Linked DNA regions of Homo sapiens: region 2 is linked to region 1. The links are chromatin loops, found by intact Hi-C in ENCODE. Cell type or tissue: IMR-90. All regions are shown on one strand.

Region 1 (4,000 bases):
CTGTAGATGTGGAAAAGTGGGGCATTTAATAGTTGGCTAAGAAAAGGATGCAGTAGAAAAATTGAAGGCCACTTGTTCTTGATCCTACAAAAGAATTGCAGAGCACTAACTCGTAAGGCCTCTGATATCCCCTCCCCCACCATTAAGTATCTGTTGTCATTCGTTACAGATTAACCGAATTCTCTTGCCCAAGCACTTACTTTCAAAACTTAAAGGAAATTCTAATTTTTTAAAGCAGGTGTTAACAGATTTTTTCTGCACAGAGCCAGACAATAAATGTGTTGAGCTGTGTAAGCCAGGTCTTTATCCCAACTACTCAACTCTGCCATTCGAGTACAGAAGCCACCTAGACAATATAAATGAATACGGGTGCCTGTGTGCCAAATCAAACTTCACTTACTGAGAGGCGCAGGCTAGATTTGGCCTGAGGATTATGGTTTGCTCACCCCTGTTTTTAAGGTTGCCTCTTCAGTCCTTTTTTTTTTTTTTTTTTTTTTTGAGAGACGGAGTCTCACTCTGTCTCCAGGCTGGAGTGCGGTGGTGTGATCTCGGCTCACTGCAGTCATCGCCTCCCAGGTTCAAGCGATTCCCCTACCTCAGCCTCCTGAGTAGCTGTGAGTACAGCCGTGCCCCACCATGCCTGGCTAGTTTTTTGTATTTCAGTAGAGACGGGGTTTCACCACGTTGACCAGGATGGTCTCGATCTCCTGACCTCGTGATCCATCCGCCTCGGCCTCCCAAAGTGCTGGGATTACAGGCATGAGCCACCGCGCCCAGCTGACTCTTCAGTCTTTATTGCCCTAGAGGGTATTCAGTTTCGCTTGTTAGCCTCTCCTCCCTGCTTCCTCCAAAACACTTCCCCAGCATATAAGTAACTGTATTTTGTACAGGCCAAGATCCTGCTGAGACAATGTGGCCAGAATGTTCTATCACTCATTTTCTTTTGCTCCCTTGGCTTTTTGAGTGGTTGGGAGCATGGGAGAAAGTTGTTAGCAAGTGGGACCGGAGAGGGGAGATGTCAGCTTTTCTTGTGATCCTCGTTCTCATGGTGGTTCTAAATGACAAACCACAGCCCAAAGCCTAAAGCTTCTTTGATTTTTTTTTCTCTCAGAAGAACATTTAATGGGAGCAAAAACTTTCTTATCAGTGGCATATATAGTTCAAATGAAAGTCAACCTTTTATATAGACATAGCCACTTGTCCACACACCAGGTGACCATGGCAGAGGTGATCTTTGTTAGAACACTAACAACAGGCCAGAGGTGTTGAGAGGCAAGAGGCCCATGAAAGTCTGCACGGCCAACAGTGAGACCGAACTTGCCAGTTGCTTTTAAAAATCCCTAACTTCATCTACTATAGGACAGTGAGAAAAGGAGAGAACAATAACTTTTCTGGCTTATAGCAACTAGGAGTACAGAATCTGATATCTTTTTTTTTTTTCTTTTTTGAGATGGAGTCTTGCTCTGTTGCCCAGGCTGGAGTGCAGTGTTGGCACAATCTCGGCTCACTGCATCCTCCACCTCCTGGGTTCAAGCAATTCTCCTGCCTGAGCCTCTCCAGTAGTTGGGATTACAGGCACACGCCACCACAGCCAGCTAATTTTTGTATTTTTAGTAGAGACGGGGTTTCACCATGTTGGCCAGGCTGGTCTTGAACTCCCAACCTCAAGTGATCCTCTTGCCTTGGCCTCCCAAAGTGCTGGGATTACAGGCATGAGCCACTGCGTGCAGCCCGGAATCTGAAATCTTCATGTGCATTTTATTTCTGTGCTTAGACTTGCTGTGTTCTTTCAAATCTGACGTCTTCCATTAGTGTATGGGAAACCTGGGTTTAGTACTTTAAATGTGATGTGCAGCTTTGCCACAATAAGTGTATGCAGGTGCAAGGAACATAAGGATTCCTCAGCATAGGATCGCTGGGCACTTCCTCATGTCCTCCTCCCACTGCAGACAAAGAGCCCTCAGCAGGCCGCCTGCAGGGTAATTGCAGGTACCTGCCTGAGGTTTCTTTCCAGCAAGCAAAACTTCAGATACACAATTACGTGATTAATGAAAGTCTCTCCAGCTGTGGTTACCGAAGCTAGGGAAGGCCTTTATTTCTTGCTTTTTTTTTTTTTCTTTACCATTATTCATCTGGGTTTAACTTGAAAATGTATCCTGGTGAAATACTGTGAAGTGCAAAGGTTTGCTTCACATGTGTGGATCGTGTTCCCCCGAGCCCCCTTCCTTGTAGAGAAACAGTCCCTCCGCTGTTGCTGTTTGCTTGAAAAACTCAACCTCTTCAGCCTGTCTGGGCTCTTCCTGCATATTCCGCTATTTATTTTTGGCTTCCCCTGAAATGACGTCAGTGAGGAAACTTGTGAGCAGAGGAGCTATGGATTCCATCACAGGCATTTGGTGGATTGCAGTGTTGCTGGCTTCAGGCTCGCATGCATTCTTCAACAGCCAACATCTGCTTTGCTCTTTGCAAAGTGCTGAACACAAGAGTGCTGCGTGACTTGTGTCGGAGAAAAGAAACAGGCATTTCCGACGTGCGGTGACCGGCACTCCTATAGCGCACCTCAGTCTCCCTCATCAAGACCACCTGGGAATAAAGTTTGCTCCCAGAATGTGTCTTCTTGGTCTGGAGCAGTTTCTTCAAGTGTGGCTCTCGTTTATCCTCCATCTCAGTCCTGAAAATAAGTAGCCACTGAAGGGAGGTAGAGAGCCTGGAGATTGGAGGGGGCTGGAGACCCCAAGAGATGTAAAGGATATTGTGAATTCATTTGTCTACAAGCTCTGCAGAATTATTGCTCTGAGCAGCTGACCCTTTCCATGTGAAACAGCTGCACCCAGTCCCAAAACCATGAATGGCCACCTTCCAAGGCCTGGCTCCCCCGTTCCTGCTGTGCTTGACACTGGTAGCGTCCCTCCTACCGAGGCAGCTAAAGAAAGACAGTTTCTTTTGGCACTCTATCCATCTGGAGTATTCTGAAGCTTTCATTTCATTAGAGGAAACTTCTCCTCAAAACCTCTCAGTCTCTGACCTAGTGGCAAGGAGGCCTCATGCCCTCTCACCTTGGCCCCATTTCAAAGCACATTCCCAGAATGGAGAGCTGGGAACAAGGGCACAGAAAGGGGTGGAGAGGAGGTGAAGCAAAGGCCTGCTTTGGTCCTGGTGTCCTTCATGTTGGTATGCAAGGCAGTCCGTCTCTGTGGTGGGGAAAAAAAATGAAGAGGTCAGGTTTTAGAAGGAATTTGCCAGAGATGATTGGTAAGAGCAATAAATATTTCCCCTGCCAGACCCTTGTCTTTTTTTCAGAGAAGTCAAGATTTCTCAGGAGGACCATGTAAAGCAAAGAACAAAGATTTTTTTCTTAAATAAGAATTCTGAAAAGTTTAAAACAATGTTTCCCTAGCAGAGGTGGTTTGAGATGCAGATGTTGGCTTCTTGTGGCAGACTTTTCCTCATTTTATCTGTCCTACCCCTCTGGGGGTAGGGGTGATTCTTTTCATCCCGAATTAGAATTTCCAACACTGCACACTTAACTAGCCTGGCAGCCAACGTGGAAAACTCCCCAAGGCCTTTGAAGCAGCTCCTCTGCTCCATGGCTTACTCACAGCAGGCTGCGTGTTGGCTCCTGGGAGAAGGAACCAGAATCTGGAGGCTCACTTGGCATCACCTCTCCTTTGCAATGAAAAAACCAGAGACCAGACAATGAGGATGAAGCAGAGGGGGAGAGTCCAGAGGACAGTGCTCTCCTTTTCAGTATTGACAAAATATACGTCCTATCTGGGGACCTGAAACTATGGTCACTATTTATGGTTGGCTTTCCAGAAGTCCTCATTTACTTAGACATTTCAGTGAGGAATTTCTTCAGAATTGTTTATCTCCTCACCACAGGAATTCCTTGAAAGTCTGTTTTCTGAGAAGTGCTGAACACGTTGATGTAGTCTGTGTGGGCCGTCTGGAGCCCCTCAGTGGCTCCCTGTCCTGGCTGACGGGCACTTGCCTGAACTCC
Region 2 (4,000 bases), 94 kb after region 1:
ATTCAGAAGCAGTTTGTTTGGAGCAACCTTGTGCATAACTTTGCTCCCTGTCTTCACAAAGGAAGTAGTTGGCTTAGAAGCTCTTTGTTATAAGTAAACACTAGGATACACAGGGTTGTATTTCCCAAATCTCGGTGACTTCAAACAACACAGGTTTATTTCTCTCTCATGCTACATCTTCATCATGGGTGAGCTGAGAACTCTGCTCTGTGTGATCCTTAATTCAGGACCAGGTTGATAGAGCAGCCACTACCTTGCCATGGCAGACACAAAGCAGACACTGGCTCTTAGAGGTTTCTCCAGGATGTGGCACTTGTACCTCCTGCTTACGTATTTTTGGCTAAAGCAAGTTACATGATTACGCCTGGGATCAGAGAGTGGGGAGGTGCAATCTTACCATGTGCCTGCAGAAAAGAGAGAAAATAATGATTGTGTGTAATGGTGACAGTCTCACAGGGGAATGACTATGGGTCATGGGACTGTTGCTGGCATATTCTGAGCTTTCACATTGTGTGTTTGTACATGAAATAGTCCCAGATGTGTGCCCGATATGCTTCAATAAATTATTTCTCTTCTGCTCCTCTGAACTTGTCCATTGTCTTACCTTGGAAATGTCTAACTTTTTTCTTCTCTCAAAGCAACTCTTTTGAAGAAGTCACTATTTAAAAAAAAAAAAAAGATGAAATTTCCCCAAGTATTCTGTTATCTCACTTCTTTTATCTCTGGCAACTGATGAGTCAAGAAGAGGACCAGTGGTCAATGCCTTATAGTCAATAGGTAGGCTGTCAGCTAAAAGGAACTTGACCCTTCTTTAGTGTCATTTTTCAAATGCCTACTGTGACAATAGCAAGTGCTGCTGTCTCTTGCCTTTGTTTGCTGCCTAAAAAATGTATTCGCCCATATAAGACACGTCTTGGGAATCTGAACAGCATCTCTCAGTTTTTGAGTTAGATTCAAGAAATATTTCCTGAGCATCTACATCAGGCTAGACATGGGGATATAAAGATGAATAAAGCTTGTTCTTTGCTCCTAAGCTGCTCACATGCAAATGCGATAGGCCAGAAGTTCTCAGCTCTGGGTACATATTAGGATCCTGCGGAGCTGTAAAATGCAGGTGCTGATACCTACTCCCAATGTTTCTAATTTAATTAGTCTGGAGTGAGGTGTGGGCATCAGTATTTTTTTAAAACGCCCTGGCCAGGCATGGTGGCTCATGCCTGTAATCCCAACACCTTGGGAGACTGAGGTGGGTGGATCACTTGAGGCCAGGAGTTTGAGATCAGCCTGGGCAACATGGTGAAACCCCATCTCTACTAAAAATACAAAAATTAATTGAGTGTGGTGGTACAGACCTGTAGTCCCAGCTACTAGGGAGGCTGAGGTGGGATGATTGCCTGAGCCCGGGAAATTGAGGTTTCAGTGAGCTGTGATCATGCCACTGCACTCCAGCCTGGGCAACAGAATAAGACTCTCTCTCAAAAAAATAAAAAAAATAATTTTAAAAAACTCCCTGACTAATTCTAATGTGCAACCAGAGTTGAAAGCCACTGATTAAGATAGATATAGAAACAGATAACTTCAACATCTGTTTAAGATACTGTGTTGAGAATGGAAGCTGAAACAGAGGCAGATACATTATATTAGAATGTATTGTTCAGCTAGGTGGACATTTTACAAACATGACCTCTAATCTTCAATGTAATTCTCTCTGCTCAAAATCCTTATGATAGGCTAGGCTCAGTGGCTTACACCTGTAATCCTAGCACTTTGGGCAGTTAAGGTGGCAGGTGAGGGGAATCACTTGAAGTCAGGAGTTCAAAACCAGCCTGGCCAACACATCAAGGCCCCATTTCTACAAATAAATTTTTTTTTTAAGTTAGCCTGGTGCGGTTACACGCACCCATAGTCCCAGCTACTTAGAAGGCTGAGGCAGGAGGATTGGTTGATCCCGGGAGGCTGAGGCTGCAGTGAACTATGATGGCACCATGGCACTCCAGCGTGGGCAATGGAGCAAGATCCTGTCTCAAAAAGAAGAAAAAAATTCCTTATCCTCATTTTATAGATGAAAAAACCAATGCCCAGGGAGCTTATGTCATTTGCCTAAAGTTACACAGCTAGCAAGTGTTAGAGCCAAATTCAGACTTAGGACTGTCTGGCTCCAAACCCACAGACCAACCAAATAGTTGCTCTTTTTCCAAAGTAGACTGCACTCATACACTATTTTCCTAAAGAACATAAATGAAAGTTGTGCAAAGGTTGGTCTGCTGCATTTGTTTCATTCTTGATTACATTCTCTGTTCCTTAGTTGTGTCTCCTGACATTTCCTTTGCTCCTTCTCCAACATTCAAGCTCACATTCTTAGAGTTATGGGGGAGAAGAACATAGTGGCGAGGTATCTTAAGTTCAATTCTAGAGCAATTAGCTCATCATCTTGGCTCTTCATGCTATTACGCTATTTCCCCCGGAGCCGGGTATAATCGAAGTTCCTCCTACTTGTTGTGTAACTGACCTGCTAAGTCGAGCTGTGAGCCAAGTCTGTCTGGATCACGTAAGCTTGCAGAGAGAACTGAGCCAAGTACTTCCAAAACAAACCTCGTTAAACAAAAGCGGAGTGTGGTCGAGCCGGACACACAGGGTGGAGGGTTCAGAAGACCGTCTGCCAGTCTCGAAAGCAATGTGGGGTCTGTGACATTAAACGTCCAAGGGCAGTTGAGCTGGAGGGATGGATTCACCTTTACAGATGAATCTGGAAACCAGTGAGAATGATTCTGCATGATTAGGAATAATAACCTGGAAAATCATTGCCAAATTACTTCCTTTTAGTGAAATATCTTCGATTTTTCTGAAACCCTTAGTCAATCAAGACCCCAGCTCGTGCCTGTTCATCACGCTTAAAGAAAAATAAAAATGAGTCTGGCAGTAGTGACTAGAACTTCAGATGGTTAGGTCTCATTTAGTTTTGCAGGAGTGTGGAAAATTGAGTCAGAAATCTTAGTCTCTATTCATTTCCATCCTTCCCTTAACACAGTGAAAATCTTGGGCAAGCCCTTTACATTTTTTGTTTCTTAATTCTATCCTGTTTTATAAAGGAAAGCATCACATAAATTGCCTTCCTTGTACCTCCTAATAGGTCCCTAGAGATTATGATGAAAACTAGAAAGGTGCTCATATCTTGAGTTCTTCAAGAGAGAGGAACCAAGAGGCTCTATTGTGAATATCAAAACAGAATTTAATTTGCTTTCTCTCTACGTTCACCCTTTTTCTGAGAAGCCTGTTGGTGTATCTGAAGCCACATGTCTGACATGCACCACTGTGTCACAGCACTTAGCACAGTGCCTGTCAACAGGGAGGCACTCAGTAACTATCTGTGACTTCTGTGCCTGTTATTATCTGTCCTCATCTCACCCCCCAACTCTCCATCTCCCTATGCCACAACCAAACTGCTATTTCATAGATGGTAGGAAGAGCTTCAAGCTCCACTGGTTGAGGAGAAAAAAAAAATTGATTTAAGTCACAGAGCAGACACCAGAATAGAGAGATGCTGTGTGTGGATAAGACAGGAGCATCTGCATGTTGATACCCAGCTGCTCAACAGGCTGGTCTCCAACTGAGAGTTGGGCCAACGATGAGTGTCAGTAAATTGCCTCTGCACCTCTAGAGCCTGAAATTCCTGCTTTCCAAAAGTCAACAGGAGGGTAATTTGGTAGGCATCCAGACTCATCCTTTCCACAAAGTCTCTCTGCACCTCCCACCAGGGAAAATTTGGCTCCAGTCCTCCCCGCAGCCTCCAGTTCAGCTTCCAGCACAGTGGGCCAGCCGGGGCCGTCAGAAGCAGAACGGGGACTAAACGCTGCGGCAAGCTGGAGAAGGACCAGTTCCAGGGGCAGGATCTGGACAGGGCCATGCCTCACTGATCACCCTTTGGCCAAGTACCCCAAATTGAAGCAGTGGAAGGCAAGGGGTATCCAGGCTGACCTCTCCAAACCTTAGTCATGTTCTC

What was found. Hi-C counts contacts between places; a loop is a spot of excess contacts. Peaks named below come from ENCODE experiments on the same cell type or tissue, not always from the same donor. Only the 100,000 strongest peaks of a DNase experiment are listed, where the experiment ranks them.
Region 2: a loop joins it to region 1, with 7 times the contacts of the local background. A loop is called at or near these places in 1 of 110 quality-filtered maps.

The regions. Positions count from the first base shown.
Region 1 is chr9:76,159,342-76,163,341 of GRCh38, forward strand. The region is part of intron 12 of PCSK5 (proprotein convertase subtilisin/kexin type 5); the gene reads left to right. Among named protein-coding and RNA genes, the nearest start is that of RFK, 230 kb to the right of the region's middle. In IMR-90, no CTCF peak of the experiment used is centred here; DNase peaks (open chromatin) are centred at 2,380 and 3,940; H3K27ac peaks cover 1,796 bases.
Region 2 is chr9:76,253,810-76,257,809 of GRCh38, forward strand. The region is part of intron 24 of PCSK5 (proprotein convertase subtilisin/kexin type 5); the gene reads left to right. Among named protein-coding and RNA genes, the nearest start is that of RFK, 140 kb to the right of the region's middle. In IMR-90, no CTCF peak of the experiment used is centred here; a DNase peak (open chromatin) is centred at 2,462; H3K4me3 peaks cover 241 bases; H3K27ac peaks cover 689 bases.